Regions from separate parts of the Homo sapiens genome. Here all the other regions are linked to region 1. A link is a contact called in ENCODE Hi-C or POLR2A ChIA-PET data. All regions are on one chromosome and are shown on one strand. Each heading gives the region's core, a stretch centred on a gene start or an enhancer-like site at or near the end of the contact. The rest is flanking DNA. Distances are from core to core; before and after follow the strand shown. Region 1 holds the start of AKAP13 (A-kinase anchoring protein 13). Region 2 holds the start of LOC105370952 (a long non-coding RNA gene). Region 3 overlaps AKAP13 (A-kinase anchoring protein 13). Region 4 overlaps AKAP13 (A-kinase anchoring protein 13). Region 5 overlaps AKAP13 (A-kinase anchoring protein 13).

The links. Hi-C counts contacts between places; a loop is a spot of excess contacts on that map. ChIA-PET counts read pairs that join two places held with the same protein, here RNA polymerase II (POLR2A). Pooled maps may share reads with other maps.
Region 2: a pooled map shows a loop between it and region 1 (3-fold over the local background). The contact joins the enhancer-like site here to the promoter of AKAP13 in region 1. A Hi-C loop is called at or near these places in 3 of 50 pooled maps. POLR2A ChIA-PET finds 5 or more read pairs at or near these places in 3 of 52 experiments (H1, OCI-LY7 and activated CD4-positive, alpha-beta T cell).
Region 3: a loop to region 1 is called in a pooled map, with 4 times the contacts of the local background. The contact joins the enhancer-like site here to the promoter of AKAP13 in region 1. A Hi-C loop is called at or near these places in 5 of 50 pooled maps. POLR2A ChIA-PET finds 5 or more read pairs at or near these places in 3 of 52 experiments (OCI-LY7, T-cell and activated B cell).
Region 4: a loop to region 1 is called in a pooled map, with 5 times the contacts of the local background. The contact joins the enhancer-like site here to the promoter of AKAP13 in region 1. A Hi-C loop is called at or near these places in 6 of 50 pooled maps. POLR2A ChIA-PET finds 5 or more read pairs at or near these places in 2 of 52 experiments (PC-9 and WTC11).
Region 5: a pooled map shows a loop between it and region 1 (5-fold over the local background). The contact joins the enhancer-like site here to the promoter of AKAP13 in region 1. A Hi-C loop is called at or near these places in 4 of 50 pooled maps. POLR2A ChIA-PET finds 5 or more read pairs at or near these places in 3 of 52 experiments (PC-9, WTC11 and activated T-cell).

What each region holds. Positions count from the first base shown.
Region 1 is chr15:85,377,025-85,383,275 of GRCh38, forward strand. It overlaps AKAP13 (A-kinase anchoring protein 13), which reads left to right and starts at 3,579. Exons shown (of 37, transcript NM_007200.5): 1 at 3,579-3,774. MIR7706 (microRNA 7706) reads left to right here and starts at 3,572; the gene lies at 3,572-3,638. RefSeq lists silencers at 3,430-3,509, 3,890-4,459, 4,116-4,283.
Region 2 is chr15:85,837,280-85,843,530 of GRCh38, forward strand. LOC105370952 (a long non-coding RNA gene) reads left to right here and starts at 12. Exons shown (of 3, transcript XR_932580.2): 1 at 12-134; 2 at 694-851; 3 at 3,264-3,785. RefSeq lists a silencer at 3,356-3,615. Within about 2 kb of position 3,377, at least 5 of the 41 ENCODE cell types and tissues checked have a DNase peak (open chromatin) inside an H3K27ac peak, as active enhancers do.
Region 3 is chr15:85,722,631-85,728,881 of GRCh38, forward strand. AKAP13 (A-kinase anchoring protein 13) reads left to right here. Exons shown (of 37, transcript NM_007200.5): 26 at 442-690; 27 at 3,780-3,856; 28 at 4,436-4,617; 29 at 4,751-4,833. Among named protein-coding and RNA genes, the nearest start is that of LINC02883, 33 kb to the right of the region's middle. RefSeq lists an enhancer at 3,737-4,936. Within about 2 kb of position 2,545, at least 9 of the 41 ENCODE cell types and tissues checked have a DNase peak (open chromatin) inside an H3K27ac peak, as active enhancers do.
Region 4 is chr15:85,664,364-85,670,614 of GRCh38, forward strand. AKAP13 (A-kinase anchoring protein 13) reads left to right here. Exons shown (of 37, transcript NM_007200.5): 13 at 200-392; 14 at 5,359-5,467. Among named protein-coding and RNA genes, the nearest start is that of LINC02883, 91 kb to the right of the region's middle. RefSeq lists an enhancer at 3,725-3,894. Within about 2 kb of position 3,813, at least 22 of the 41 ENCODE cell types and tissues checked have a DNase peak (open chromatin) inside an H3K27ac peak, as active enhancers do; they include PC-9, where a contact is called at or near this core.
Region 5 is chr15:85,643,131-85,649,381 of GRCh38, forward strand. It overlaps AKAP13 (A-kinase anchoring protein 13), which reads left to right. Exons shown (of 37, transcript NM_007200.5): 10 at 2,688-2,824. Among named protein-coding and RNA genes, the nearest start is that of LINC02883, 110 kb to the right of the region's middle. Within about 2 kb of position 3,506, at least 4 of the 41 ENCODE cell types and tissues checked have a DNase peak (open chromatin) inside an H3K27ac peak, as active enhancers do.

The DNA of each region.
Region 1 (6,251 bases), core at 2,329-4,828:
CTCTGTAAAATGGGATTTATTCTTGTTATATTTTTAGGTATTATATAGAACCTGTGTAAATCAGTTGGGAAGATATATAAGTCAATGGAGAGATAGTTCAGAGATACAAAACCCCACCACTGTTTAGTAAGGCATCTTTCCTGGCTTGCGAACTTACTGAGAGTACATGAGGAAATGATTAAACCTGCAACCTCTTTCTGTGAAATATGGCATACTATGTAGAAATATTTGGTACACCTTGGAAGAACAAGTCTTTAGTATCAGGGACACTCAGTTTGAAGGCTCCTTGTAATAGCTTCTTCTGTACAAGTTCACTAATGTGAAATTCATTGAGTCCATACTGTGAACCAGACACTATTAGAGGGGCAGGAGAGAGGGGGTAAACACAGCATACTTCAAGGAGCTTACATTATAGTGGGAGGAGCCAATAAACACACAAGATAAATAAGGTACTTTCAGATTGAGATAAATGCTATGGAAAAAACTGAGTAATACGCAAGAGAGGGACTAGATTAGAGTGGGTCAATTTAGGGAGGGTGGCCAAGGAAGGTTTCTCTGAGGAGGATCATTTGAGCTGAGGCCTGAATGATGAGACGACATCAGCCATGCAGATAACAATTTAGGAATTCCCAAGGAGGACAGAGGGCTCAACCGTTTGGGGAATTTAGGGTAGACTCCTGCCTTCAAAGTTGGGTTTCAGGCTGGGCATGGTGGTTCATGCCTGTAATCCCAGCACTTTGGGAGGCCGAGGCGGGCAGATCGCCTAAGGTCAGGAGTTCAAGGCCAGCCTGGCCAATATGGTGACACTCTGTCTCTACCAAAAATACAAAAACTAGCTGGGTGTGGTGGTGTGAACCTGTAATCCTAGCTACTTGGGGGGCTGAGGCAGGATAATCGCTTGAACCGGGGAGGCGGAGGTTTCAGTGAGCCGAGATCATGACACTGCATTCCAGCCTGGACAATAGAGTGAGACTCTGTCTTAAAAAAAAAAAAAAAAAAAAAAGTCGGGTTTCAAAATAGCTACGTCAGTAGCACCTGGGAGCTTTTTAGAAATGCGGAATCCCAGATGCCACCCCAGACTTACTGAATCAGAATCCACATTTAACAAACACTCCCAGGTGATTTGTAAGCACAGTAAATTCAAGAAGTGCTAGACTCTTAACTTTTCCTGCAGCCCACTGGAAAGGTGTAAATCCTGCTGAGGCGGGGAGCAGGGAACGGTGTTGTCAGTGTCCGTAGAAAGATGACATGGTAACATTTACTGCTGCCTCTGAAACAAACAAGCTAGGTTCTAAGGGGGAAGTTCACTGGGTTATCAAATGTTAGGGTCCAAGTGATTTTCTTGGTTAGCACTCTTGCTTCACAGAAGACTCAGGTTCTTTGAGAAGTGACCGGCTCATGATAGGCTGCTTCTCTCTCTGTGCCAGCCTTTTTTTTTTTTTTTTTGAGATAGGGTCTGGCTCTGTCACCCAGGCTGGGGTACAGTGGCATGATTTGGCTCACTGCAACCTCTGCCTCCTGGGCTCAAGCAATCCTTCCACCTGAGCCTCCCAAGTAGCTAAGATTTGGGCTACCATGCTTGGCTAATTTTTGTATTTGTTAGTACAGATGGCGTTTCAATTGATGCCCAGGCTGGTCTCGAACTCCTGGGCTCGAGCAATCTGCCCTCCTCAGCCTCCCAAAGTGCTGGGATTACAGGTGTGAGCCACCGCGCCAGGCCTTGTGCCAGTTTTTAAAAATCAACAAGGACAGATTAGAGAACAGTGGAAGAGGGTGAGCAGCATGATGAAGTGATACAGAAATAATTTCACATGAAGAACTGGGCATGTTTGGCCTTTCTTTTCTTTTCTTTTTTTTTTTTTAAAGCCATTCGGTGAGGGTTACTTAAGAAAATAGGGCCGGGTGCGGTGGCTCATGCCTGTAATCCCGGCAATTTGGGAGGCCGAGGTGGGTGGAGCACCTGAGGTCAGGAGTTTGAGACCAGCCTGGCCAACATGGTGAAACACTGTCTCTACTAAAAATAAAAAAATTAGCCGGGTGTGGTGGTGGGTACCTGTAATCCCAGCTACTTGGGAGGCTGAGGCAGGAGAATCGCTTGAACCCTGGAGGTGGAGGTTACAGTGAGCTGAGATTGCACCATTGCACTCCAGCCTGGGCAACAAGAGTGAAACTCTGCCTCAAAAAAAAAAAAAAAAAAAAAAAGAAAAAAGAAAAAAAGAGAAAATATATGTGAGCACCAGAGCTCAACATTAGGAGCATTTCTGAGATTTGGAGCTATTCAACAATGGAAGTTCCTGGCACACACATCAGGTATTCACAATACCCTTTCTCAGGTGTTTGGTCACTGCTAGTGAGCCGCCTGGATCAGTGTTTCCCAAATGGCAGTCATTTGCATCTTTGCTTTTCTTTTGGGGGCGGGGGGGTAATATCCTGTACCAGATTTTTGAAAACTGACATTAAAAATACATGTTTAAAATGTGCAAAGTGCACTAAAGTGCACTGGATGTATTTTTTATTCATGTATATACTTTTGTTATCTATCACCCAGGTCAAAATACAGAACCAGCACCCCAGAGGGTTCCCTCCTCCTCCTTCCCAGCCAATAATCTTCTCCTCCTACCTAACCGCTGTTCTTACTTCAATCACTATCAACTAGTTTTACACGTTCTTCAACTGCATATAAATTGTCTCAGTTTTTTACTTAACACTTTTCTTGAAGTGCTTTCGTTTTTTGCCACTTTTTATTTGACCTAAGAAATAACATTAATGAAACAGTGGTTTGACGTGATAGGCATTTCCCTCCTAATGCGCACTAAAAACACTTAACTATTTGAAAAAAGAAGTTTCTTCGTGTACCAACTAATATATTCTCCGCCCTGTCTCCAGAAACCGCCCTTCCTCTGTGGGCCGGTGGTTACCGGCACCATTGGTACACGGACCACATTTTGTTTCCCAAAGCAACCAGATGATTTTTGAGGTCCTTTGCAGCTCGAACACGGAATGACTTTGTGGTGATCGAGTAGCCAGAAGTTCACGGAATGCACTGTCACAATTGTGATTCCGCCATAGCGCCGTGCATCCATCCAACACTTGTTTAATACCTATATTTAATACCTAATACCTTAGACGGTCCTAGGCTGTGGACACAGAAGACTAAACCCCACTTCCTGAGTTGAAGTGGGGGAAATAGAGGAGTAAATCATTTCACGATGTGTGGTTAAGTGCTGCAGCTCAGGTAACCACCAGTACACAGAGGAAGGGCGGTTTCTGGAGACAGGGCGGAGAGGAGACCGTGGGTGGGCATTTCCCAGAGCAGCCTCTGCCAGCCACCCTACTTTGATCACTTTGCCGCCGAGCAGCAGCGGCGGTCAACCTCAGCCTCCCTTAGCAACCTGAGTGCCCCGTCCAGGAGCCTTACTATTGGTCTCATGCAGCGAGATGGGCAGTTCTGCCGTGCAATCCCAGCTCGCAGTTCTTGCTCCGCGTGTACTCACGGGAGGACTCGCAGGCGTTACCGCCTTCCCGCGTGCCCCGCCCACCCTCCCGAGCGTCTTTCGGCGCATGCGCGGACTGGAGCTGTGTGCAGGGCCAGCGCGGAGCCCGAGCAGCCGCGGTGAAGCGCCTGTGCTCTGCCGAGACTGCCGTGCCCATTGCTCGCCTCGGTCGCCGCCGCTTTAGCCGCCTCCGGGGGAGCGGCCGCCTATTGTCTTTCTCCGCGGCGAAGGTGAAGAGTTGTCCCAGCTCGGCCCGCGGGGGAGCCCCGGGAGCCGCACGGTGAGAGCGCAACTTAGTTGGCGGAGTTGGGGGAAGTTTTGTGATTTGTGGGTCGGGGCGCGGAGCGCGGCCAGTCCCCTGCGGTTGCTCGGTGGGGCGGGCCCCGGAGGAGGGGCGGGGGCTGCGGGGGTTTCGGGGGCGGGCTGGACAGACGGGTCGCCGGGCGGCGCCGGGACCTCAGGTCTGCGGACCCCTCCTCCCTGCGCATCGCCCTTCTCCCGCATTGTCTGCTTGGGGCTCGGCGCGCCTCCCACTCCGCAGCCCAACTTAGAGGCCGTCGCCGCTTTCCGGGTGGGGGGCGCGCCCGGCCGCCGATGCTACCTCAGGCGCTCCGCCCCCAGCGAGGCCCCGAATCCTTGCCCCGGGTCCCCGGGTCGGCGCCGCCGGGGCGGGCTCACTCCTCCCCTGGGGCGGGCGGCCGCGGTGTGGAGTCCCCGCCGTGGAGTCCGCGCCGTGAACAAGTGCTGCGGGCGCGAGGGAGCGGCTCCCCGGGGTCGACGCGGACGGTAAACACGTCGGGCCGCGCCTGCCTGTCGGTGCCTCTCCGCGGCTTCTCGGGGGTGCGGCCCAGCTGACCCGCGCGGGTCGCAGGCGAGCGGCCCAGGAGACCCGTGCGGTCCCCACGCGCTCTGGGACCCGTGCAGCCAGCCGGCTCAGCTTGCAGCTATACTTTGATACCAAACAAAACTTTTTTTTTTTTTTTTGGTAAATACGGTTTACTGCTTTTTTTTTTTTTTTTTTTTTGCAAAGCCACGAAGTATGTGAAGTTGAAAAAAGGAAAAACCCTAAAACTTTTTAAAAAAAAATCAAGAAAGGGGGTAGATAGGTTTGTTTTGTTTTGGAAATAGTTCTTATAGCAGAGTGATACCGTCCCATTTAATTTTCTAGATCCCGGAATTCACAATGAAAATTGGATTGAGCGGTATTTTGGTGTTCATTCTTTGCTAATGACACTCCTTAATGAAGTTATTTGGAGAGTTTATTGCTTCAGTACAGTAAAAACCAGTGTGCCTTTTTTTTTGTTAGTAGTCCCCCCCACAACAAGTGTTTTATTTTTAGAAGAAGCATTTTCTTCAGTTTTTCTGAACTGTTGGATTGCGCAGATGAGGACAAACGGTGCAGTTCTTGAAAGGTCATTATTGGCAAGTTTGTGAAGAAGCTAAGATCAGTTGAGATAAATCATTGTTACTATTCTTGTATTCTGTCGTGGACTCTTGGGGATTTGCAGGCTGCATTAAGTACAAGTTTTGTCAAGTTTGGGTGCACATATTACACTTAATTTGGTTTGTGTGGCTTATTATATGAACATGATTCTGTTTCAGTTCCCCAGATGGAACTAGCTTAAATGTCTGTCATTCATAGTGGAGCAAAATGGCCAGAGTGTCATTTATTGTTAACTTCAGTTGTATTCCTTTACCATCTGCTAAATGAAAAAGAAAAATTTGAGAAATACTGTGTGTGTCAGTTTGCTCAGAGTGATTTCTCGTGCTAAGTGAGTCCTGTGGAGAAGCGTTCCTGGGCTTTTCTGGTTTGGTGGGCCTTGTGTTATAAAACCAATTTTCTTCACCTGATGAAGCTAAAGACAAATTTTCTTCAGGTACAGCCATTGCACTTTTAAATTACAGAGCCGCTTTTAGGATTCACAGTACTCGCTCCATGGCTTCCCTTCCTGGTTGTGTGGTTTTGTGTGTGTGATTGTGGGGAAGGAGGTTGACAGAGGTTGGAAGGGATTGTCAGGGAGGGACATAATGTAAGCAAGTACTACTTACAACATGACGTGACGAGTGCACTAGTTGCTTTCCTTCTCTGGGCGGTGATGGCATGTTATACTGTAGGTACTATTGTTTTAGGATTTCTCACACTTCTTTTGCCTTGACTAAATGGTAACTGCACACATACTATACTATAAATGGACTCCTCCTCTAGTCCTTTAACTCCTTGAGGGCTGTGATAGACCTTATTTAGCTTTTTACCCTCTTTGCCGGTAGTCTTAACATAGTGCAGGCACGGTACGTGTTTGAATTGGGTAAATTATTTTTACTGCCTAGTGGTAGCTAGCGTACACAGGAGAGAGCCACTAACTGGGGACCTGTCCAGAATGACAGTTCACTTGCAGATCTGTGATGACATTTACTTTAAAAGGATTTCTAACCTTTTTTTAATCTGTCAATTATTTTTTGAAAAGAAGTGGGTTTAACTAGCGCTCTAAGGATTTCAACAAGAGGTTCCAATTTAGAAATCAGCCCCCCCCTTTTTGTGAAATTATTATTGTTTTTTTTTAGAGTCGGAATCTTCACTGTTGCCCAGTTGTCTCTAACTCCTGGACCCAAGCCATCCTCCCACCTCAGCCTCCCACAGTGTTGGAATTACAGACGTGAGCCACTCCACCCAGCCAGTGAAATTATTAAAATTGTTGGACAAATCTAGTCACAACTCTCCCTCCATTGTGAAATTGGAAAAAAATTAGAAATTTTAGA
Region 2 (6,251 bases), core at 2,127-4,626, 460 kb after region 1:
AGGAAGTTAGGAGCCTGATGTTGACTCCTGTGTTCGTTTGCTCAGGCTGCCAACACCGACTGGGGGCTTCAATAATGGAAGCTTATTTTCACACAGTTCTGGAGGCTGGAGTTCCAAGATCAAGGTTTTGGCAGGTCTGGCTTCTTCTGGGGCCTCTCTCCTTGGCTTGCAGATGGCTGCCTACTCATGGGGTCCTTACACGGTCTTTTCTCTGTGCTGACACATCCTGGTGTGCCTTCCTTTTCTTAGGAACAGCAGTTCTGTTGGATTAGGGCCCTGCTCTGTGACCTCATTCGAACTTATTACCTCCTTAAAGACCCTAACTCCAAGTACAGTCATATTCAGAGACACTGGGGGTTAGGGTTCCAACGTATAAATTTTGGGGGGACAAAATTCAACTCATAAGAGTTCCCAGGCCTATGCTCTCTAGTCACTGGGCTGCCCTGCTTGGCTGGCCTGAGCATGTGACCTGAGGACACCCACTACAAAGATAAGTGCCCCTATGGCCTTCCAGGGGACAGCCCCAGCAGAATCTTAACACTCCTGTAAGATCTCTTTATCCCCTGCTTCCAGGATCCTGGTGCACCCATCCTTCTGCCTGGAATATCCTCTTCTCTCCTCTAATCTGCTCCCTTGCCACCTTCCCCACCTCCCCACTGGTCTAAGTCCTCTCTGTCTTCTCTGTTCTTCCAGCAAACTCCAATGTCATCTCCTCCATGAAGCCCTGGCTGCCACTCACAGAGAAGCAGGCTGAGTCCTGCACCAGGATGCCTGGCTGAGGAGCAGAGTGGCATAAAAGCATTTGCTCTTTGTTTGCAGGCCGCTGGGCCCAGGAGGCTGGGTCTGTTCAGGTAAGCTCCTTCTAATTTGCATCAACACTCATAAGGGGTAGGATGGCCCTGCAGTGTTGCTAGAAGTGATTTTTCTCTTCTGTTCGTTTCCATAAAATTTTATGGTACCTCTCATATACCATTCTGTGTTACTGGTATTTTTGTATTTGAATTGTCTTCTTATCTAGAAGGTGAGTTCTGAGAGTGCAGGGATCTTATCTTATCTTCATTCATTCATTCATTCATTCTTTCTTTCCTGCACTCACTCCATAAAGACCATTGAGATTCCACTGTGTTTGTTCAATTAAAGCTTGCTGAAAGAATACCTCAGTGAAATGCCCCCTGCCCAGGTAGCCTGTGCTCCTCCTGTATCTTCTTCATTCAATCCTCCCTGCTCTTTCATCCAGTTTACAGAATCAGACCCTCCACACACTGGCTTTTAGAGCTAGGGTCAGGTGTGGGTGGCCAAGCAGCATCTGATATGAGCAAAGGTGGCCCTGCTCTTCTCTGACCTCTTTACAGACCCCAAGTGCATTCTTTGCCAAAGCCACCCCAACCCCATTCTCTGCGAGCATTCCCTCCCCAGCTGCACCCTGCCCTCCCAACTCCTAGGATAGTCCACGTGGCCCTAGTAGTGTAGATGGAGCACATTCCAGGGCTCCCTCAGAGGGAGGACAGAAACTTGTGGAGCAGGAGGCGTCCCTTAAAGGAGGCAGGCAGAGAGGTGGGCCCTCGTCCCGGGTCAGGATCCTAGCAGGAAGCAGATACACCTTAGCTTCTACTGGGGAGTTGCCAGGAAACGATTGTGCGTCAGTCTGCACACTCCCAGTTGGTAGCTTCTGGAACATGGAGTAGAGAAACCTGGAAAAACTGAACAAGTAGAGCAATTGATTTTGTTCACACAATCGCAATAGGAAGAACACCCCAGATATGAAGATTAGAGTAATGGAAGGCAGGTTTTTTTTTTTTCAAGCAAACTTTTCATTGAATGTTAACAAGTTTTTACATACATGTGACCGCTACCACAATGAAAATACAGAACAAACATTTCCATTGCCCCCCAGAGTTCTCTTGTGCCCCATTCCATTTGACACCCCAGCCAATGGCCCAAGGCAAGCATTCATCTTCTTCTGTCATGATTATTTTTTCTACAGTTTTATATAAATTGAATTATAGGGTTTATAAGTACTCTTGATATCTGGTTCTCTCTCTTTTTTTTTTTTTTTTTGAGACAAAGTCTCGCTGTGACTCCCAGGTGGAGTGCAGTGGCATGATCTCGGCTCACTACAACCCCTGCCTCCCAGTTCAAGCGATTCTCCTGCCTCAGCCTCCTGAGTAGCTGGGATTATAGGTGCCTGCCACGACGCCCAGCTAATTTTTGTATTATTAGTAGAGACGGGGTTTCACCATGTTGGACAGGCTGGTCTCGAACTCCTGACCTCAGGTGATCCACCTGCCTTGGTCTCCCAAAGTGCTGGAATTATAGGTATGAGCCACTGCACCCAGCATGATTATGGTCTTAAAATACAGAGTGACTTATGATTTATGCCTGATTCTCTGGTGGCTGGGGAACCAAATAGTCTGAGAAAATACTTGGGTCAGTGGGAGCATTGGGATGACTGGAGGTGAGGAAGGGTTTGAGGTGTGAAACATCATTTATGGGAGGCTGTTGTTATGGAACTAGTCTCCTGCACTAGGCCCCAGCAGGCCAGACACCAGAATGGAGTCAGTTGTGCTAAGTGCAGTGTCATCAAACTGAACTTTGAAATGGGCCAGTTCCCCTAAAACATTCCATTTAATCTGCATCAACCTAAGTAATAAGGAAGTCCCCTCTGCTTTAACCCTGTAGGGAAAGTAACTTTGACATGATCAGTCCGTGTTTTGTTCTGTTTCTGCTTTCTGCCGCTCTTCTCTGCCTGCAAAGCCAACCTCCTGTGCTCAGCTCATTTTATAGGATGAGGTGTTGCTCACTTCTAGAATTGCAAATAAAAGCCAATTAGATCTTTAAGTTTGTGCTTCTGTCTTTTGACAAAGGTTCACAACTTCTCCAGCCCTCCACGAAGAAGCTGGAAGGAGCAGGGTGCACAGGCTCTTTGAAGATGCTGAGTGAGGTCCCAGGGCACCCACAGGAGCTGCCACCTCAGCTCAGGGGACACAGCTACTCTGAGCCCCTTTGCTCATGGGGGAAAGGGCGGGGGAAGCATGCTATCCCGCCCCCGCTCCCTACCCCAAAAAAGCTGCTTTGTCTTCAGAGGACCAGGAGTCCTGATTGGGCAGCCTCTGCCGGGAATGAAATGCATGTCCTTCGCACTTCCACTACCGTTCTATTTTCAGGCTGATTTATAACTAAAACGTGAAATAAGTGCTAGGAAAGCATTTAGCATTGTCTGACACTGCCTCAGCACACTCAGTTTCCTCTCTCTTCTTCATCAGAATCTCTGCCCGGCCAGGCAGCAGGCGCTGACTCTCGCACTGTCCGGTTCGAAGAGCTGTTTTCTGCAGGTACTTGCAGTAGCAGCTGGCCTGGGACCCACCCCCGGGCAAAGTCCGCTCCGGAGTCTGTCACTTCCCGGCGCGGGCCACCCAGCCCCTGGCGCCCTGGCGCTCAGCGCTCCGCGGGCGCGCCCTCTGGCGGCAAGAGCCCTGAACATTTCGCAAGCGGCGAAGGCTGGCGCGTGTTATCCTGGGCACCCACCGGACCGAATCGCTGGGCAGGGCTGCAAGGTGACTTGCTAACGCAATCAGACCAGAAAGGAGCGCGCGTCTAACTAAGCGGGGGAGGGGAGAAGCATGTTCATATTTTGTAAAATGCAAGTGGCACCTCTCCCCATTTTCCTCAAAATTTTATTCTGAAAAACTTTAGTACTTAAAAGTTCAAATGCTTTTACAGTGGACACACATTTATCTATCAGCTAGATTCTGTTATTCACATTTTACTCTATTGGTTTCATTGCATATCTGTCCATCTATTCATCCCTCTTTCCATCCTTCAAACTATCTTATTTTTTCTTTTTCTTGTTCTCTTTTTAATTTTTTTTTTTTTTTTTGAGACGGAGTCTTGCTCTGTCGCCCAGGCTGGAATGCAGTGGCGTGATCTGGGCTCACTGCAAGCTCCGCCTCCTGGGTTCACGCCATTCTCCTGCCTCAGCCTCCCGAGTAGCTGGGACTACAGGCGCCCACCACCACGCCTGGCTAATTTTTTGTATTTTAGTAGAGACAGGGTTTCACCGTGTTAGCCAGGTTGGTCTCTATCTCCTGACCTCGTGATCCGCCCGCCTCGGCCTCCCAAAATGCTGGGATTACGGTTGTGAACCACCGTGCCTGGCCCCATCTTATTTTTCAGATGCATTTCAAAAAGTAAATTGCAGACATTAGAACACTTCCCCCTAAATATCAGCCTTCAGCTTTTAAAGAAACAAATTGAAGAGATTGCTAATATTTATTTTGTTATAGTAGAATTCTTTTTTCACATGGTGTTCTTAAAACCCTTTGAAGTAGGTTTTATTTTCTTTTTCTTTTACTAAAAAAAAATTTTTTTTTGAGACGGAGTCTCGCTCTGTTGCCCCAGGCTGGAGTGCAGTGGCGGGATCTCGGCTCACTGCAACCTCTACCTCCCGGGTTCAAACGATTCTCCTGCCTCAGCCTCCCTTGTAGCTGGGACCACAGGCGCGAACCACCACGCCCAGCTAATTTTTATAATAATTTTTTATTTTTAGTAAAGATGGGGTTTCACTATGTTGGCCAGGCTGGTCTCAAACTCGTGGCCTCAAGTGATTCACCCACCTTGGCCTCCAAAGTGCTGGGATTACAGGCGTGAGCCACAGTGCCCAGCAGCTTTGTCCATTTTCTTTTCTTTCTTTCTTTTTCTCCTTTTTTTTTTTTTTTGAGACAGGGTCTCACTCTGTTGCCCAGGCTGGAGTGCAGTGGCACAATCTCAGCTCATTGCAACCCCCGCTTCCCAGGTTCAAGCAATTCTCCTGCCTCAGCCTCCCAAGTAGCTGGGATTACAGACATGTGCAACCTTGCCCGGCTAATTTTTGTATTTTTAGTAGAGACGGAGTTTCACCATGTTGGCCAGGCTGGTCTTGAACTCCTGGCTTCGAGTGATCTACTCACCTAGGCCTCCCAAAGTGCTGGAATTACAGGTGTGAGCCACTGCGCTTGGCCTGCTTTGTCCATTTTCTAATGGAGCTATTCGTGTTTTTATTATTGAGTTGTTTCAGTGTGGGTATTAGTTAGGAGATAGGGGGTTGGCTGAATTAGTTCACCATCTGAGCTATCTGGAGATAGATGGGTCACAGAACACTGTCCCTCCTCTTAAAAAATCAGATTTTTAAGACATTATACAATCTCAGGTAGGTCAAAATTCAAGTAAGGCAAATTGGAGTAGGATGCTCCAAGCCTCACTAGCCCTGTGGAGAAAGGCTCTCTGGCTGTGTAATCTTGAGTAATATTTAACTTTTGTGAGTCTCAGTTTTTGGGCCATTTTATAGGTGCATGTGCTCTTTTTTTTTTTTTTTTTTTTTTTTTTTGGGACGGAGTCTCGCTCTGTCGCCCAGGCCGGACTGCGGACTGCAGTGGCACAATCTCGGCTCACTGCAAGCTCCGCTTCCCGGGTTCACGCCATTCTCCTGCCTCAGCCTCCCGAGTAGCTGGGACTACAGGCGCCCGCCACCGCGCCCGGCTAATTTTTTGTATTTTTAGTAGAGATGGGGTTTCACCTTGTTAGCCAGGATGGTCTCGATCTCCTGACCTCATGATCCACCCGCCTCGGACTCCCAAAGTGCTGGGATTACAGGCGTGAGCCACCGCGCCCGGCCGCATGTGCTCTTTATGTGAGTCTAAGATGGTAAGGGCAGCAACTCGCCCTTGCTGAGCACCTTCCTCGTGCCAGGGGCTGGAGCAGGTGCTGCATGGGGGAGGCATGCTATCCCACCCCCCTCCCCCAGAATCAACAGGAGCCATTGCTCTTCTTTTTCACATCTGGAGGCTCAGCTCCAGCTCTCAGGGATGGCAGACTCAGGTCTCATGAAGGAAATTCACACTTGCATCATCAGAGTAACCAAAACCACTTCAGATTCATGATGGATGAAGGGCAGGATGACACATCCAGCTCTGACTTGGTCATCAGATGCAACAGGGATACTTTAGGATGTTTCTGCAGCATCTGCTGTGACAGGAAACCTGGGAGGCAGAGTTTCCTGCTCCAGTATTTTGTCTCTCCATGAGGGATGGCGTGGAGGCAAAGATGGCAGCTCTTGAGGAAGGCACTGGCTCACAAGATGGTGGCTCTTGGGGAAGACACTGCCTCACTTACAAGATGGCAGCTCTTGGGGAAGACACTGGCTCACAAGATGTTGGCTCTTGGGGAAGACACTGGCTCACTTACAAGATGGCAGCTCTTGGGGAAGACACTGGCTC
Region 3 (6,251 bases), core at 1,295-3,794, 340 kb after region 1:
TTCCCAGAAGTGCTAGAATTGCTGCTGTTTTTCACTTAATCAGTAATTACTGGTTTCTCTCTCTTGGCTAATTCTGTTCCTAGGTAGTTATTTTAAAGATTACAAGGCAGTACATTAAAAATTAAGTAAAACAAATAAAAAAAAAAAAACTTGGTTGCTCTTCCTGCTATTACTGTCCCTCCTAGAAGTCTTTAGTTCCTTTTATTTCAGAGCACAACATATGATTGCATATTATTTATATCATTGAAAACTTCTGACTTTTTTTAGAATCAAACTTATGACAGCAAGAAGGATAGGCACATGATCTCTGACGTGTTGGCTTCCCTCTGATAGCATAGTCACAAAGGGAAAAGATGATATGGAGTGAGAAGTCAGGATTCCCTTGCTTCTGCCCTTGTCCAAAAAGAGCCATAAAAAACAGAATTATTCTTTCCTTCCAAGACAATGAAGTGGAGCAGGAAGATCTAGCACAGTCCTTGAGCCTGGTGAAGGATGTGATTGGAGCTGTAGACAGCAAAGTGGCAAGTTATGAAAAGAAAGTGCGTCTCAATGAGATTTATACAAAGACAGATAGCAAGTCAATCATGAGGATGAAGAGTGGTCAGATGTTTGCCAAGGAAGATTTGAAACGGAAGAAGCTTGTACGTGATGGGAGTGTGTTTCTGAAGAATGCAGCAGGAAGGTTGAAAGGTAAGGCTTGGCTCTTTTGTCTTAAGTATGTGCCCAGGTAAAACAGGCAAAAATCCAAGTGCTTTTGTTGGAAATTCACTACCAGATTTTTTTCCCAGAGAGCCCATCTCTAAACACTACCCAGGAGCAACAAGCATTTAGTTCTTCGTAATCTTATATCAAAAATGGTTTGTGATGGCCTGCAAAATCATACAAAATAGAGGAAGAAGACAAAGAAATGATGCAGTCAGGGAAAATGGAAAATAAGGTTTTAAAAAAACAAAGCAAAGCGTAAGATTGGTGCACATATGCAAGCTGTCAAGGAAGGTGTATTCCCCTATAAGAGATGGACAGCCAGGTTGGAATTGGGATCTGTGGCAAAACTCACAAGGAGGGAGACACAGTCAGCGAGTTTCACAGAATCTGTGAGTTCAAAACACATCACTTGTTCACAAGAGATGTTAGAGGAGTTTGCAGCTCCAGACACCTAATAGAAAGTTAAGTTTAACCCACATCAATTAGATTTTTTTATTGTTATAATTTATGATATTCGTATATCTTTAAAGCAAAATAAATCATAAAGGATGCCCATTTTCCATTTGGTTTTAATTTTTACATTTCTAATAGTCAGCCGTATCAAGTTAAAGAAGCTATGAGGCTTGTTTTTTAATTTATGTGTACATTTGATTTTTTTTGTTTGTTTTCATCAAACCTATACTCCATGGGCCTATATGTTACACCAATAGCCTTGAATTATACCCACCCCGTCGCCCTGGCCTCAGTGAGCTGAGGACATTGAAGCAGGGTAGGCCAGTACTGTCAGCCTCACTGGCATAGAAAGAAGGTGGAGGAAATGGGTGCTGCTTTCATTTCTGAGGTATAAGTGATGATGTAGATAACTGCTATAGGAAATGCCCACGCATAGAACAAATGGTAAAGAAGTTCCAGGCAGTCAGCTGGTTTCAACAATGAATAAAGCAGGACACCCTGCTTAGAAGTTGAAATCAAAATGAAGAGCCTTGGAAAGAGATACCTGCTCTACAGTGTGGTGAGTGCTGGAATGGAGGAGAAAGCAAGAGGAATAGCAATAGAGTCAAGTCTTGAAGGATGACGGCACATAAGGAGAAAGTGTTCCCCACACTAAGGAAGAGAAAGTGGAAGCACAGAGTTGAAAGGGTGTGGCACATCCAGGGAAGAGTGGACACCCGGGACTCTCACGTGAGAGAGCAGAGTGAATGACAGGGGAGTGACGGGAAACCAGCCCAAAGAAACGGGAGGGGCCAGGTTGTAATGAGGTGCATTCTCCAGACTGAGGAGTTAACAGTTGATACTATTGATGAGGGAAGGGGGCAAAGAATGGGTTCAAAAACGAGAACGGCAAGCAGGAGAGGGATACATGAGGTGGTTTTTCAGTATGACAACTAGGGGCAGTTTAGAGTGCAGCTGGAGTGAAGAGAGACTGGTGACAGATAAGAGACTGTGCAGTGCTTTGGGGAAGAGCTCATCTGGGCCTGCATTGTAGCAGAAGGCATAAAAAAGAAGGGCAGAAAAGATTCAGAGAAAGAAATCTCCTTTCCCACCACCAGCTGGCTGTGTATTTCATGGTTCTGTGATAAACTTAAACTAAGGCTCCTTCCCTCCAGTCTTAATATTCCATGATGTTCTGAGAGCCCTAGCTCTCTTTGAGACTTTTACGCTGTCTGGCAGTTCAGAAATACCTGCCCCTTCTTGTAAAGGCCTGAATTTCCTAGAGCTGCTGTTGCCTGGATCCAGCGCTTTATTCTTTCCTTTACATAGCAATTTATTTATTCCCAAAATAAAAACTAGTAGATTCCAGCTGTTGCAATAAAGTTGTGGTCAAGCCAGCGGCAGAACGATAGGTTTTCTGGCCTAGAATGCCTCCTGTAGAGATAGGAGTTGGTGTTTAGTCATTTTCACCCCCAAGTGAATTCATGCCAAGAACAGCCAGTACTATGTTGGGTACTCTTTGAAAGGGGTGGGATTGTTTTTCTCTGATCCACTGACACTGATCATATAAACTTCAAGATTCAATGAAGTTAAAATGTGTGTCTCTGCTTTTTTGGGGGGAGGGGGAGGGTGCAGGCACCTGAATTATTTAAAAGTAAACTTTAAAAAAAAAACTTTTTCATAACTGATGGCAGTACACAGAAAATTGCAGTAGTTTAGCCTAAAAAAATTAGACCTCCCTAGGAATCAGATGTCCTTGCTTCTGTTTTCTTCATAGCTTTGCAGTGAATTCCACAGAAAGGGGATTTCAGTTGCGGCAGAGGTAGAAGAAAAGGTGGGGCATGGACTGCATAAATCAGTTCCATCCTTTCCCAGGGAATTGTGGACTTCACTTTCCACAGTGAAGATGTTACATAGGGGCCAACCTGCTAGCTCGAGATAGACTCAACTCCAGAGACATCAAACCATCCTCAGGAGACTAGTGGAAAATGTTACTACCTACTCCTAGAGGATTAGTCAGAGCTAGAGTTTAAGCTGACTATTGCATATGGAGCTGAGGAAAGAGCCCTATATTCACATGTACCTGTAAGACTGGAAGGCGCCTGCCTGTGTGGCCACTCTTTGTTCTTTTGAGGGCATGGAAGACGTCTTTTCATTAGACTTAGATATTTCTATACTTCATCTTTGGGCAGCATTCCTGTCTCCTGCCCCACACCTTTCCCATTACTGTAATTAGAAGTCGAAAAATATTGCAATCTGAGTATTTTTTGGAGTATCCTGCTATGTGTTGCTGTTTAACATCTGTACAAGTCCAGCTTTTCAGCTTTATTCTTAAAAGTATTTTATTCTTAAAATCTTGTCTTATGGGATATATCTTTCTAGGACTGAGTACTTAAACTTTTCCAAAACAAGGCTTTGGTGATAAATCCCATTTTAAAATGCTGCTAAAAATCTGGTGACCAGATCTGAATCCTGGAGAACTGTAAAACTGTTGCTTTGGAGGAGTGTGATCTCAGATCATAGTTTGCCCGTATAGGGGTGTATGTGTTGCTGAAACACCCTTCAATAAAAAACCTTCTGACTGTGGGTAACTATTAAGTAGTCATCGTTTTATCTTCCCTTCTCCCATTTCCATTTTCCAGAGGTTCAAGCAGTTCTTCTCACTGACATTTTAGTTTTCCTTCAAGAAAAAGACCAGAAGTACATCTTTGCATCATTGGTAAGCTGAATTGTTATTTTTGTAATAGTATTATAAGCAGCTAGTTTAGTTATGGAATGTAAGCACTATGTTATTGCTCTCCCCCGCCCTCTTAAAATTAAATGGCTCAGGACAAATTCCTCTGAGTAATTTCCCACATGCCCTCAGAATTTTCTGGCATCCCCTCTTCCCAAAAAATTATTATTCTGTTTCATCACAGTCTTCTTTTAGTGTCTTGGACATCTGACTATTTGATCTATGAAGAAACCTGGTCACTGGAGCATTTCTCACATTTGAGCCCATAAATGGTGCTCATGTATAATATTGCTGACTGGATTCTTTGGGGAACCTGGAAAGATTCATCGTGTGGAAAACATGACTGGAACCTTTAGAGCCATAAATTACTATTTCCCTTTTGAAATCTTTTTTTGTTAAAATCTGAATGAAATAAGGAGATACTTCTCTTTATCCTAAAGTAGCCCTTGTTTTTCAAACTATGTGCTTTTTTAACAGCATCTGGTCTTACCTTAGATTGAAGCTGTCCTTCAGAGTTAGAATATTGTATATGTATCTTTTATTTGCCCTCTTCCCTTTTTCCAGGACCAGAAGTCAACAGTGATCTCTTTAAAGAAGCTGATTGTGAGAGAAGTGGCACATGAGGAGAAAGGTTTATTCCTGATCAGCATGGGGATGACAGATCCAGAGATGGTAGAAGTCCATGCCAGCTCCAAAGAGGAACGAAACAGCTGGATTCAGATCATTCAGGACACAATCAACACCCTGTAAGTTAACCACCAGGCCCCACCCTTCCCAGCCCTCCTGATGTCTCTGTGTGATTTCATAACAGGCTGGACTGTGACCAGAGTAATTGACATCTTAGGAATTTTTTGTTCTGTCTTGTTTGGGTTGTATTAGGAACAGAGATGAAGATGAAGGAATTCCTAGTGAGAATGAGGAAGAAAAGAAAATGTTGGACACCAGAGCCCGAGAATTAAAAGGTGAGGCATTGCGAGTGGTCTGAGCCCCTTGTCTGGAATGTCTGCAGTTGCAGAAGACTGCTGGTGGATTTTAGAGGTACGGGTTTGCCCTCAGTTCTAAAGCTGCCCCAGCAGGCACTTGAAAGCAGCAAAATGAATAGCTGTTAACAAAAGAGAAACCAAGGCCAGGCTGACATGGGTCCTCGTAAAGAATGGCTGCAAGGATGTTTCCAGTACTGGATCAAGAGAATATTGATTCTCTTGACTCAGGATCCGTGTTCTCAAACCTCATGACATTCTCTGTACTTTGTCACAGGCGAATTTGCCAAAATTTGTAGTCACATCTAAGATTAAAACAAGGAGAGAAAGGAATTTGGGGAAAAGAATTCTCCAGTTAATCTGATTTAATCCTCCCCCAGTCCCTAGCGTTATCACTTATCCGCATGTTTACAAATGAGTTGTGAGGTGAAGTTTTGGGAGCAGGGTATGTATCAATCTATGTTTGACCCTTATTTATTGAGTGCTGACTGTTTTGTGTAGTCTTGTCAGTATCCCTGCAACACAGGCATTCTAATCCCCATTGTGCCGATGAGACAGTCGAGGCCCACAGAGGACAAGCTACCCAGGGTTAACGTGTGTAGTTAGTGGGTAAGCCAGAATTCTATTCCCTGTCTTAGCAAAGCCTGGTACTCACGTATGTAGTTAGTGGCTAAGCCAGAATTCTATTCCCTGTCTTAGCAAAGCCTGTTGCTCTTTTCTCTTTGCCAGTGGCTTATCGAATGTTTCAAAGTAAAGACTATGCTTTGGATAGAAATAAGGCTTAGAGTTAAATAAATGTAAGCACCTAAGGAGTTTGGTTAGGCCTTAAAGCCATACAGATGATAGCATTCTGTCTCACTGAGGGGGAAATTAAAAATATGGACAGCTTTAGACCAGAGCCAGAGTTATAGCAAATTTATTGGCCCATGATTAGGATGACAAGGATAAAAATCTTCCTTCTTTAAATTTTGTCAAGTACCTGGCTAGGCATACTGCTAGGTACAACAGATGCAAAGATTCCTTAAAAAGAGCCCTTGCCCTTGAGAAGCTCACACCCTAGCAGGGGAGACATACATCAATGATGGGCCACACAGTGATTTATTAGACCACAGGCACAATTAGCATGTGTGGGATCTGCTCATCCTGCCTCTAGTAAGTCTCACAGAGAAGCTGGTGCATGAGCTACATCTGAAAAAAATTATCTCAGCACACAAGAGTGGTTATGTGCAAAGGTGAAAAAGGACTTGACATGTCTGCCAAGGAATGACAGGTTCGGTGTGTCTGGAGGGTCAGGGCTAAGGGATGGGATCTTAAGCTGGAAATGCACCAGGTATTAAAAGGCAACAAGGGACTCATGTAATTAAAAAAAAAAATTTTTTTTTTTAACATGTTGAAGATAG
Region 4 (6,251 bases), core at 2,563-5,062, 290 kb after region 1:
CAGTATTCTTTCTCAGTATTCCAAGATCTGTGGGGGAAAGGTAGGTAGTATTCTTTGTGCCATGCCCTTTTAGACAGTTTTGCTAGCTGACATAGAAATAATACACAAACAAGGGAGATATACCCAAAGGGATTTTGTGTCCTCCTTTGTTTTTGAGACCCAGAAATAGAATGAATTAACTTTTGTGCCCTATGTTCAGTTTCAGTCTAGAAGGCTTGACAGGAGGAGCTGGTGTCGGAAACAAGCCATCCTCATCTCTAGAAGTAAGCTCTGCAAATGCCGAAGAGCTCAGACACCCATTCAGTGGTGAGGAACGGGTTGACTCTTTGGTGTCACTTTCAGAAGAGGATCTGGAGTCAGACCAGAGAGAACATAGGATGTTTGATCAGCAGGTAAGTCTTAAATATGTCTAATTTGGAAAAAATATATTTCACAAAATATGAACATAGAAGGCAAGGCTTCTGGTAGTATAAGGCTAGTAGCTATGATTACTTACCCATTATATGATATACTTAATCTAGCACTAAACCAAGTGTTTAGCACCTAATTAAAAAGGGCCAGGCATGGTGGCTCATGCCTATAATCCCAGTGCTTTGGGAGGTTGAGGCAGGAGGATCAATTGAGCCCAGGAGTTCAAGACCAGCCTGGGCAACATAGCAAGACCCCCCATCTCTACAAAAAATTTAAAAATTAGCTGGACATGGTGGTTTGTGCTTGTAGTTCCAGCTACTCGGGAGGCTGAGGTAGGAGGATTACTTGAGACCAGGAGTTTAAGGCTGCATTGAGTTGTGATTGCACCACTGCACTCCAGCCTGGGTGACAGAGCAAGACTCTGTCTCCAAAAAGAAAAAAGAAAAAATAAAGACTACGTTAATCTGCATAGATTTAAATATTCCATCAAGGCACACTTTTTAAAATTAGGAAAGTATCCAGGATATTAAATTGAGTTTTTCCTTCTTATCTGAGACCATCTTTTACCCTCTCAATAGTAAACTGAATCTTGAAATACGCTACATATCGTTATTAATTTTCCCAATTCTCTAAAACATATCCCAAGTTTCTCCTTTGTAGGAAAAAAATTAAAAACAAAACTTTCTTACTACACCTTCCAGGAAATGTCAGTTGATTCTCTCTCCTTCCCATCCCTACCAGAATTCTTTTTTTAAAAAATTATTATTTTTACACTTTAAGTTCTAGGGTACATGTGCACAACGTGCAGGTTTGTTACATAGGTATACATGTGCCGTGTTGGTTTGCTGCACCCATTAACTCGTCATTTACATTAGGTATTTCTCCTAATGCTATCCCTCCCCCAGCCCCCTACCACACAACAGGCCCCGGTGTGTGATGTTCCCCGCCCCGTGTCCAAGTGTTCTCATTGTTCAGTTCCCACCTATGAGTGAGAACATGCGGTGTTTGGTTTTCTGTCCTTAGCGATAGTTTACTCAGAATGATGGTTTCCAGCTTCATCCATCTCCCTGCAAAGGACATGAACTCATCCTTTTTTATGGCTACATAGTATTCCATGGTGTATATGTGCCACATTTTCTTAATCCAGTCTATCATGGACATTTGGGTTGGTTCCAAGTCTTTGCTATTGTTAACAATGCCATAATAAACATACATGTGCATGTGTCTTTATAGTAGCTTGATTTATAATCCTTTGGGTATATACCCAGTAATGGGATCGTTGGGTCAAATGGTATTTCTAGTTCTAGATCCTTGAGGAATCGCCACACTGTCTTCCACAATGGTTGAACTAGTTCACAGTCCCGCCAACAGTGTAAAAGCGTTCCTATCTCTCCATATCCTCTCCAGCATCTGTTGTTTGCTGACTTTTTAATGATCACCATTCTAACTGGTGTGAGATGGTATCTCATTGTGGTTTTGATTTGCATTTCTCTGATGGCCAGTGATGATGAGCATTTTTTCATGTGTCTGTTGGCTGCATAAATGTCTTCTTTTGAGAAGTGTCTGTTCATATCCTTTACCCACTTTTTGATGGAGTTTTTTTTTTCTTGTAAATTTTTTTAAGTTCTTTGTAGATTCTGGATATTAGCCCTTTGTCAGAGGGGTAGATTGCAAAAATTTTCTGCCTTCTGTAGGTCGCCTGTTCACTCTGATGCCTACCAGAATTCTTAAGAGAGCATCTATGCTCCCTGCCTTCTCTTTTTAAAATTTTATTTATTTATTTACTTATTTAGAGACAGGGTCTCACTCTGTCGCCCATACTGGAGTGCAGTGGTGCCATCACAGGTCACTGCAGCTTCAACTTCCCCAGTTCAAGTGATCCTTCTGCCTCAGTCTCCCAAAGTGCTGGCATTACAGGTGTGAGCCACTGTGCCTGGCCTTTGCCTTCTCTTTATCACCATCTAATCATCTCTTAATTTCTGCTGCTACCAGTCTCTTGAAACTCCTGTCTTGAAGGTCATGGATTTCCATGTCAGCCAAATCAAAGTGACTTCTTAGTTCTCATCTTCTGGATGTCCTCATTATCACTTACCACTTTTGACAATCCCTTGGGGAGCTTTTGAGTTGAGAATTCAAATTATTTGCTTTTATATCATTGTACCTCACTGCAAGTCTTTTCTCTTCCTCTTGGGTCAGAAGACTGATTAATTTACGAAAGCATTCTGGGATGCATCTTATTTCCTCCAAATGAAACACTTACAATTTAAAAAAAAACTGTTTTTGAATAGATGACTGGAGTTTGAGGCAAGAATCTAATGATACATTTCTAATTAAACAAAAACATTGACAACCTCTTCCTTGATTTGCTGAGTAGGACTTTGTGTAGAAGTTTAAATTTTTATTGCATCCTACTATGAAGCACTAACATGACCAAATATAAACTTGACACTGAAGGATTATCTTAGTAATTATTGTAACACTTATGCTTGTGTGAGACCAGACAAATAAAGAGATTTAGGCATAATGAAAATCAGTTGAAGAGTGAATTTTGCCCCTTTTAAAAATTTTTCTACTTGTTCTGATACTTCAGAAGGAGTTAGAAAAAATAAGAATATGAAGAATATGCTTGTTGAAGCAAGTGATTTAGATTTACTCAGCCTAATGGTAACAGAGAAAGGAAGAAAAAAATAGGAACAATTCTTGGATGGCTACTGAGCACAGCTTTGCTAAGGGTAAATAAACAGTGAAAAAATCTTTAAAATAAATTGCATTTCAAATTTATAGAATCCTTTGGAAATCATTTACAAGATGAGGTAAAATACCAAAATTGTGGATTTGTAAACAGAATCATAGGCCAAGACTGACATATCCCTTCAGATTTAGCTCCAGCTCATTTAAATGACTTGCCTAAGGCCGTGTAAGTGGCTATTAGCTGAACAGTATTAAACTCAAGAGTTCCTGGCTATTAATTTCTCTGCTTTTTTCCAGGTTTTTGGAGTAGGTGAGTTTTCAAGGAGGAAATAAGAATGATTTAATTTTCTTAATATTATTTATGTGATACCTTTTCTAAGATGGATATTTCCGGGAATTTGACAGATAACCCTGCATTTTAGTAAGACGTTACTACTACTGATGTGTTTCTAAAATGGACTGTCTTTCTGAAGTGGACTTTCTGATTCAGTCTTTCTAGATAAAGTTGTTGTTTTAGTGCCTTGCTATGCTTAGCCTTCCTGGAATCTCTACTTACCCATAGTTTTTATCTTGTATGGAACCTCAGAGTAGGCATTTGAGCTGCTTGTTTCACTCTGATCTAGACGAGTTGCCTGTAGCCAACTTCCTGTTAAAAGTCTCTGCCTTTCACTGAGGTCATTTTTTAGACCTCACAGTTGTATTTGAAACATAGCAACTGTTTGCCTCAGCTGCCATGGTTACACATGAAACAAGCTCTAAATAATCAGAAGTCTGGCCTAAGTGAGTCAAGTTCATGCTAGTAACGGATTTTTCACTGCTTCCCTTTCAATATGTGAGTCATAAGGAGGCAGATTTCATTCTGTGAAGGGAAAGGATTAATGATAAAGTCAGTTAACAATTGGAATGGGCTCTTATCACCAGAAGTGTGCTAGTGGACACTAGATGACTGTCTTTCAGGGATGTTGTACCAGGAACTTCTGCAGGTGGTTGGATTACATGGTCTCAAAGCTGCTGTGAATTTACTGAGAGAGTTAAATTATCAAATTTCAGTTACCTTTACGTTCATGTAGAATCACTATCATCTTAGAAGAGGATAGGGAAGAGATTTAGGCTTCTTTCCAGATACACTGTTGTTTTGTTTGTGATCTTAAGACACTTTACTTGAATCTCAATTTCCAATTATTTAAAATCAGAGGCCAGGCCTGGTGGTTCACACCTATAATCCCAGCACTTTGGGAGGCTGAGATGGGTGGATCATTTGAGCCCAGGGATTTAAGACCAGCCTGGCCAACATGGTGAAACCCTGTCTCTACCAAAAATACAAAAAATTAGCTGGGCGTGGTGGTGCACCCCTGTAATCCCAGCTACTCAGGAGGCTGAGGCGGGAGAATCGCTTGAACCTGGGAGGCAGAGGTTGCAATGAGCCGAGATCATGCCACTGCACTCCAGCCTGGGCGACACAGTGAGACTCTGTCTCAAAAATAAAAATAGGCTGGGTGCGGTGACTCACGCCTGTAATCCCAACACTTTGGGAGGCCGAGGCAGGCGGATCACAAGGTCAGGAGTTCGAGACCTGCCTGACCAACATGGTGATACCCCATCTCTACTAAAAATACAAAATTTAGCTGCGCGTGGTGGCGCGCACCTGTAATCCCAGCTACTCAGGAGTCTGAGGCAGGAGAATTGTTGGAACCTGGAGGCAGAGGTTGCAGTAAGTAAACCAAGATTATGCCTCTGCACATCAGCTGGGTGACAGAGTGAGACTCTGTCTAAAAAAAAATAATAATAAATAAAGTAAAATCAGAATACTATTACTGATATTCTACTATATCTGTATGAAGAAATATTTAGATTTTCAAAGAACAAGTATTGTATGTAGTTTGATATTTCCAGTGAAATTATTTTTAAGTGATTATGCATCCAGCAGATATTTATTAAGTACTTACTAAGTTTGAAACATTGTTAGATGCTATGAGGGATACAGAACCACTGTAAAGAATGGATACTCTAATGATCCCCATTTTACAGATGAGAAAACTAAGCCTCAGAAAAGCTAAGTAACTTCTCTGAAACTGAGCAGCTGTTAAGTAGCAGGAGCAGACTTTAACCTAAGTCTGTCTGACCACAAGGCCTGTGCTCTCACCCGCTTCTTCACTGCCTTATTTTACTATGTGGGTCTAATTATAAGGTTTTATGCTTATCTAGAAATATGAGAGTATATGCTTACAACGTGTTCTTCACTTTTTTACTTCACAGATATGTCACAGATCTAAGCAGCAGGGATTTAATTACTGTACATCAGCCATTTCCTCTCCATTGACAAAATCCATCTCATTAATGACAATCAGCCATCCTGGATTGGACAGTGAGTATACTACTTTTTAAAAAAATTAAATATATTAAATCTTAACCACTCTTCCTATTATTTTTCTCACTTTAAGGCCCCATAACATTACCTGCCAAAATTTGCTTACTACTTCTTTGAGTGAATGGCTCAGCACTTAAACAGAAAAGGTGGCATAGAGTTTATCTTGAGATCTTCTTCCTTTTACCTAAAAATATCCCTAATACATTAAGTTTATTGTATTTGTGGGCATGAATCTGACACACTTTTTAAAATTTTTTTATTTTGAAATAATTTTAGACTTGAAAAATAGTTACAAATAATATTCACTGGGGAAAAAATTGCAAAAATAGTACAAAGTATTCCCATGTATTCTTCACGTCCAGTCCTCAAATGTTAGAATACTTGTTTCGCCAGCCTCTCTCCCTCTCTTTATCACTCCCCTAAAGATTTTTTCTGAAACACTTGAGAGAATAAGTTATATCCATAACTCTCCTTTACCTCTAATTTAGTGTATATTTCCTAAAAACAAAGATATTGTCTTATATTACCATAGTATATGGGTACCATATACTGGCCTTCTCTGGCTACTGAGTGCTAGCATTAGTATATAAGAGTACCTTATACTCTTATATACTGTGGTAGTACTGTATTACAGTAGTCTAATTATCCAAATCAGGAAATTAATATCGATAAAATTGTGTTATCTAGTATGTACACCTTATTCAGATTTCAAATTTTCTCACTTATTTCTGGGTCCAAGATTCAATCTAAGAATATACATTGAATTAAGTTGTCATATCTC
Region 5 (6,251 bases), core at 2,256-4,755, 270 kb after region 1:
AAGGTGATTTTTTTTTTAAATGAAAGATTTTCAGATTCATCCATGAGCCCTCTCTCACTTCCTATGGCATTTTTTTTTTTTGTAATTCTTTGTTGAAATTGTCTTCTAATATGTTCATTTCTGCTACAAGACAGTAAACTGCTTCCCCCCCAACACTAAACATTTCTTTTTATTTGGTTACTCCCCAGTATTTAGCCAGATGCTTAACTAGTAGAAAAAGTAATTTTATTGGCAGGGGATTTATGACCTATACCAATGCAATGCAATGCAGCCTTGACCCTTGCTCTAAGCTACCAGCGCAAATAATTCAGTGATTATCACTAATTACTTAACTGTTAATTAGAAGAACTATTTCTTCCCACTTTCAACACACAGAGACAACATAATTACCATCCAGGCATAAAATCTAATAATCAAAGGAGACGTTGGAAGTTATGTAGTCCAACCCTCACTTCCCTCTCTGTGCAGATACCTTTTCTGTAATATCTTGACATAGTCATTCTGTGTTCCAAAACCCTTCTGGTAAAGTGATAGTCATTACTTTATAGGCCACCCAACCTATTGCTAAGAAGCCCCGTTTTAGTGAAGCTCTGTAGCTCACACTCACTGGTCTTTGCCCCTGGAACAGTACAGAGGGAATCTGTGACAGTCTTTAGGCACATTTTCTTCAAGCTCCTCGGCAAGCTGTATGTATCTCAGACGGTTTGACTGTCGTGACCCCATTACTACGTACACATTTTTGTTTATCAGTGTTCTACTTGAGATGTTATTTAGGAACAAGTACAGTCCCGAGGGTGTGGTCTGGATGGCACATAGCGACAGGACTGTCCCCGTTTTGGATGCCCGTGTACTATTTACTAATAGAGACTAAAACTATTAGTGTTTCTTTGGTTTTGTCATCACCTTGTACTGTCAGTTCCTTTTGAATTTGCTTCCCCCAAAACCTCCAAGTAGAGTTCTCTTTAACTCCTAGATAGCCAGGTTTCTTGCCCTGTCCCTCATCATTTAGTGTCACCTACAAATTTGATAAAGCATGCCTACCTGGTTGTCCAAATAACACATTAACTTGCTTACAAAAACAGAGATGCATGACTTTTATCTTCTTTTTTTTTTTTTTTGGAAATGAAGTTGCTCTCTGTCACCTAGGCTGGAGTGCAATGGCGTGATCTTGGCTCACTGGGCTCACTGCAGTCTCCGCTTCCCGGGTTCAAGCGATTCTTCTGCCTCAGCCTCCCAAGTAGCTGGGATTACAGGCACCTGCCACCATGCCTGGCTAATTTTTTGTATTTTTAGTAGAGACGGGGTTTCACCATGTTGACCAGGCTGTTCTCGAACTCTGGCCGCAGGTGATCCGCCTGCCTCAGCCTCCCAAAGTGCTGGGATTACAGGCTTGAGCCACCATGCCCGGCCATGACTTTTATCCTTAAAACTTCTTAGGGCCAGGCCCAGTGGCTCACACCTGTAATCCCAGCACTTTGGGAGGCTGAGGCAGGTGGATCACATGGTCAGGAGATGGAGATCATCCTGGCTAACACGGTGAAACCTCATCTCTACTAAAAATACAAAAAAAAAAAAAAAAAAAAAAATTAGCCAGGCATGGTGGCACGTGCCTGTAGTCCCAGCTACTCAAGAGGCTGAAGCAGGAGAATCGCTTGAACCCAGGAGGCGGAAGTTGCAAAAACTTATTGAAGGAAGCTCATATCCACTCAGTAATGGACTTGGGTTCTTGGTTTCACCATCCACAAATCTCTTTAACCGTGTTGGTACCCAGTCACATGTCACTTTTGTTTACAAAGTTAATAGCCTGGGCAACATGCCAAAACCCCATCTTTACAAAAAATAAACTGGACTTGGTGGCGTGTGCCTGCATTCTCAGCTACTTGGGAGGCTAAGGTGTGAGGATTGCTTGAGCCCAGGAGGTGGAGGTTGAAGTGAGCTGAGATCATGTCACCGTAGTACAGCCTGAGCAACAGAACGAGAACTTGTCTCAAAATAAACAACACAAAACAGAAAAGCAAAGTTAATAAGAGAGAATACCTTGCTTATTTCAAGCTACTAAGTTTTTAGGCTTCCTCAATGTACAAAGGTAGTATTTCTGTCACAGACCCCTCCCTCTAGCTTGCCAGGGTCCCTGTTCTAGTTATTGAACCGAAAACATTCTAAATGATAAATTTTTCCACTTTGGCATATTATGCCCCCAATTTAAGAGCTATTTATGGTAAGAAAAGTTAAATTATATTTCTGTTATTACTCAGTAGAACCTATAAGTTTAAAACAAACCCCATCACATAGTTGCTAGTAAAAGACTTTGGATTTTGAAGACAAAAGAAAAAAAATGCCCTCACTACCATGAGGAAAGCATTACCATTCAGGTATCTAAATAGAAGTAGAATATGCTTCTAAATCATCCTTTTATCTTTCTGTACCTAATATAAACGTGGCAGATGCATGATTGTCCTGTAGGAGCTATTTCAACCTAGAATTGGAGTAGCAGAGCTACTAATTTGACTGTGTCCTTTTATAGCTTCTTAATTTTGAAAAAAAGAAATAAGGAGGGAAGGAAGAGAAAAGAGTGAGAGAGAGATTTAAAAGACTGGTTGCTGGGGTGAAAAGGAAGTGGTTCTTTTTGTTTTTTGGTTTTTTTGTTTTTTTTTTTTCAATATTGGTGAATAAATTCTCTTTTTCAGAATGTGAGAACTTCCTGGATGTTGGACTGGGCAGAGAGTGTACCTCAAAACAAGGTGTACTTAAAAGAGAATCTGGGAGTGATTCTGACCTCTTTCACTCACCCAGTGATGACATGGACAGCATCATCTTCCCAAAGGTACTGTGTGGACCTTCCTTTCATTTTTGTCACACGGCTTTTGTGTTCCTATTTGGGCTTCCCAAACTCTTTTCCAACTTTTTCCCCCTCTTGTGCTCTCCTGTTTCCCTAAATATGTAACTCCTGCTAGTAAGTTGTGATCCAGCTAGCCTTGTAGGGCCTCACTCACTCTGAGAGGCATGTAAATGTTCTTTGGAGAAGGAAGCGCCAGATTACCAGGGTTTAGAAAAAGGCACTGGGCTGGGCATGGTGGCTCACGCCTGTAATCCCAACACTTTGGGAGGCTGAGGTGGGCGGACCCCTTGAGGTCAGGAGTTCGAGACCAGCCTGGCCAACATGGTGAAACCCCATCTCTACTAAAAATATAAAAATTAGCTGGACGTGCTCACTTGAACCCAGGAGGTGGAGGTTGCAGTGAGTCAAGTTCGCGCCACTAAACTCTAGCCTGGGTGGCAGAGCGAGACTCTGTCTCCAAAAACAAAAAAAAGGGAAAGAAAAAAGCATTGGCCAAAGTTATTTAATGTGAAATTGTGGCCAGTTAAATACAGATTTTGAAGCTCACTTGGGAGTCAGAAGAAATGGAAGTTCCTTTAGAATTAATTAAGTCAGATGACAGTGAACACTTCTCAGTGGGCAGCAAGGACCGCAGCTCAGACTATATGATGTCATATTTATAAACCAGCTGTAGAGTCATTTCTGGTTAATGTGTTTAGGCCTGAAGCTTCCTGCTGAGTGTGGTCATATCACTCATCCTCATCTAGCCTGCCTAATTGGAACTTTCTAGATCTCTGCAATAGAGCCCTTCCACATGAATCAGCTCACATTTGCATATAATTGGAGGCTGCCTAAGGGAGGTGGGGAATGGGGGTAGTTTGCTTTCTTTTGCTTATATTTGTTTCTAGTGGCAGCAAGTTCTGTTTTGCTCACCTGAGAAGAATAGAGGGCTTTCCCCACAGCAGAGATGGCAAATGCTACTCAATTATATGCCACAAGTGGTTTTCTTAATGGTAAGGAGGTGAAGAGGCGGAAACACTGTTGCATCTACCAACACGGTTCCTTCTAGTTTTATAATGAGCTCGGAGAAGTGGTGAGAGCAGTTGTGTTAGTGGGTGATTAGGTTGTCCAAGATGGTGAATGATGCTGTGTAGAAGTTACAAGAATAGGCCGGGTGTGGTGGCTCATGCATGTAATCCCAGCACTTTGGGAGGCCAAGGCGGGTAGATCACTTGAGGTCAGGAGTTCGAGACCAGCCTGGAAATGGTGAAAACCCGTCTCTACTAAAAATACAAAAAAATTAGCTGGGCATGGTGGCGCGTGCCTGTAACCTCAGCTACTCTGGAGGCTGAAGCAGGAGAATTGCTTGAACCCAGGAGGTGAAGGCTGAAGTGAGCTGAGATCACACCACTGCACTGCAGCCTGGGCAACAGGAGTGAAACTCCATCTCAAAAGTAAAAATAAAATAAAATAGAAGTTACAAGAAAAGAGACCTAAAGATTTGGGAATCAGGAGCATATCAGTGCCTCTGTGAATGTACCCTGTGTGCCTTCCTTTCATTTTTGGCCTTCCCTGACTTTTTTTTTTTTGAACTCATTGTCTTCCCAAGGTCTTTGGAAAGACTTATTTAATATGATGCAAACTTAAGGATTTCTATCATTGTCACTCATAGTGACTTGACAAAAAATTCTATGAAGTAAAAACTCCACATTTAGGACCGGGCGCAATGGCTCACGCCTGTAATCCCAGTACTTTGGGAGGCTGAGGCGGGCTGATCATGAGGTCAGGAGATCGAGACCATCCTGGCTAACACGGTGAAACCCCATCTCTACTAAAAATAGTGGTGGCGGGCACCTGTAGTCCCAGCTACTCGGGAGGCTGAGGCAGGAGAATGGCGTGAACCCGGGAGGCGGAGCTTGCAGTGAGCCGAGATTGTGCCACTGCACTCCAGCCTGGGCGACAGAGCGAGACTCCATCTCAAAAAAACAAAAAACAAAACAAAAAAAACTCCACATTTAGAAGATCTGCCTTTCTCTTTACTTAGGAAAAGAGAAATCAATAGTTTTATGTTATTTTATTTTTTTTTTAATAATATCAGAATTTAGGTAATTTCCACTGCGACTTTCGAGGTTTTAATTGTAAGGAATTCTGTTCCCCGCAAGGGGAATACCATTCTGAAGATATGTGTCGCTAAAAACATACTGAGATAAACAGATTAGATAGTATCTCTAAGTTCCAGCTTTAAAATGGGATCATTGATAATCATTGAAACTAGGTCATGGATATACAGAGATTTGTTAAACATTTATATATGTTTGAAAATTTTAACGTAAAAAGTTTTTTAAAAATGGAAGTGTCTTTGTTAAGAAATACTTCCTTGCAACCTCCTAGGTGCATGACAGCTTGTGCCTGGATGTTACCATCTCTGCAGACTCAGAGTTACTTCTGGTCACTTAATTGAATGGTTTTCTTAGCTAAGGAGAATTAGAATTTTCTATATTTCGCCGTCTTATTTTCCCAGAACCATTTACAAAATTGCTCATATAAATGGCCTGTGCTAGATTTGGAAGATTTTTTTTTTCAAGAATATTAGACATATAATTTTTAAAAGTTGAAGGAGGCCAGGCGTGGTGGATCTTAGCATTTTGGGAGGCTAAGGCAGGAGGATCACTTGAGTCAAGGAGTTTGAGATCAGCCTGGGCCAATATAATGGGACCTTGTCTCTACAAAAAATACCAAAATTAGCCAGACATGGTGGTGCACACCTGTGGTCCCAGCTATTCAGGAGGCTGAGGTGGGAAGATCACTTAAGTGTAGGAGGTTAACGCTGCAGTGAGCCGTGATGGCACCACTGCACTCCAGCCTGGGCGACAGAGCAAGACCCTGTCTCAAAAATAAATAAATAAATAACACCTACATTTTATACTAGACTGCTTAGGGAAAACCAGAAATGGTAGCTTCACTTTCACCTCCTCATGCATGCTTGAGAATGTCTGCATGGCCTGAGAAGAGATGGGGAGGATTTTTCTCTTAGTGTTTTTGCTGTACCAAAGTAGCCTGTGACCAGGAGAGGCTTTGCAATAAATGTTTGCTCTAGCATTAATAAAACCAAGGGCTGACTTACAAAAAGGAGAGAGACTAATATTGACAGGATACTTACTGTACAGTAGGTACTGAACTAAATTTTTAAAATATTTGATCTCAATTTGTCTGCCCAGCAACCCTGACAAGTGGGTGGTTTTATGCTCTTGAGGAAATAGAGGCACTGATAGGTAAAGAAATGTATCCAGAATTACTTAGTGGGTGAGCAGCCAACTTGAGGTTTGCATCTAGGCCTGACTCTAAAATCTGTTCATTTTTTATTTTACTCTCAACCTCCCCAAACCTGCTCTAATAGCCAGTGATTAAATAAAAGCGTGGCACTGGCAGATAG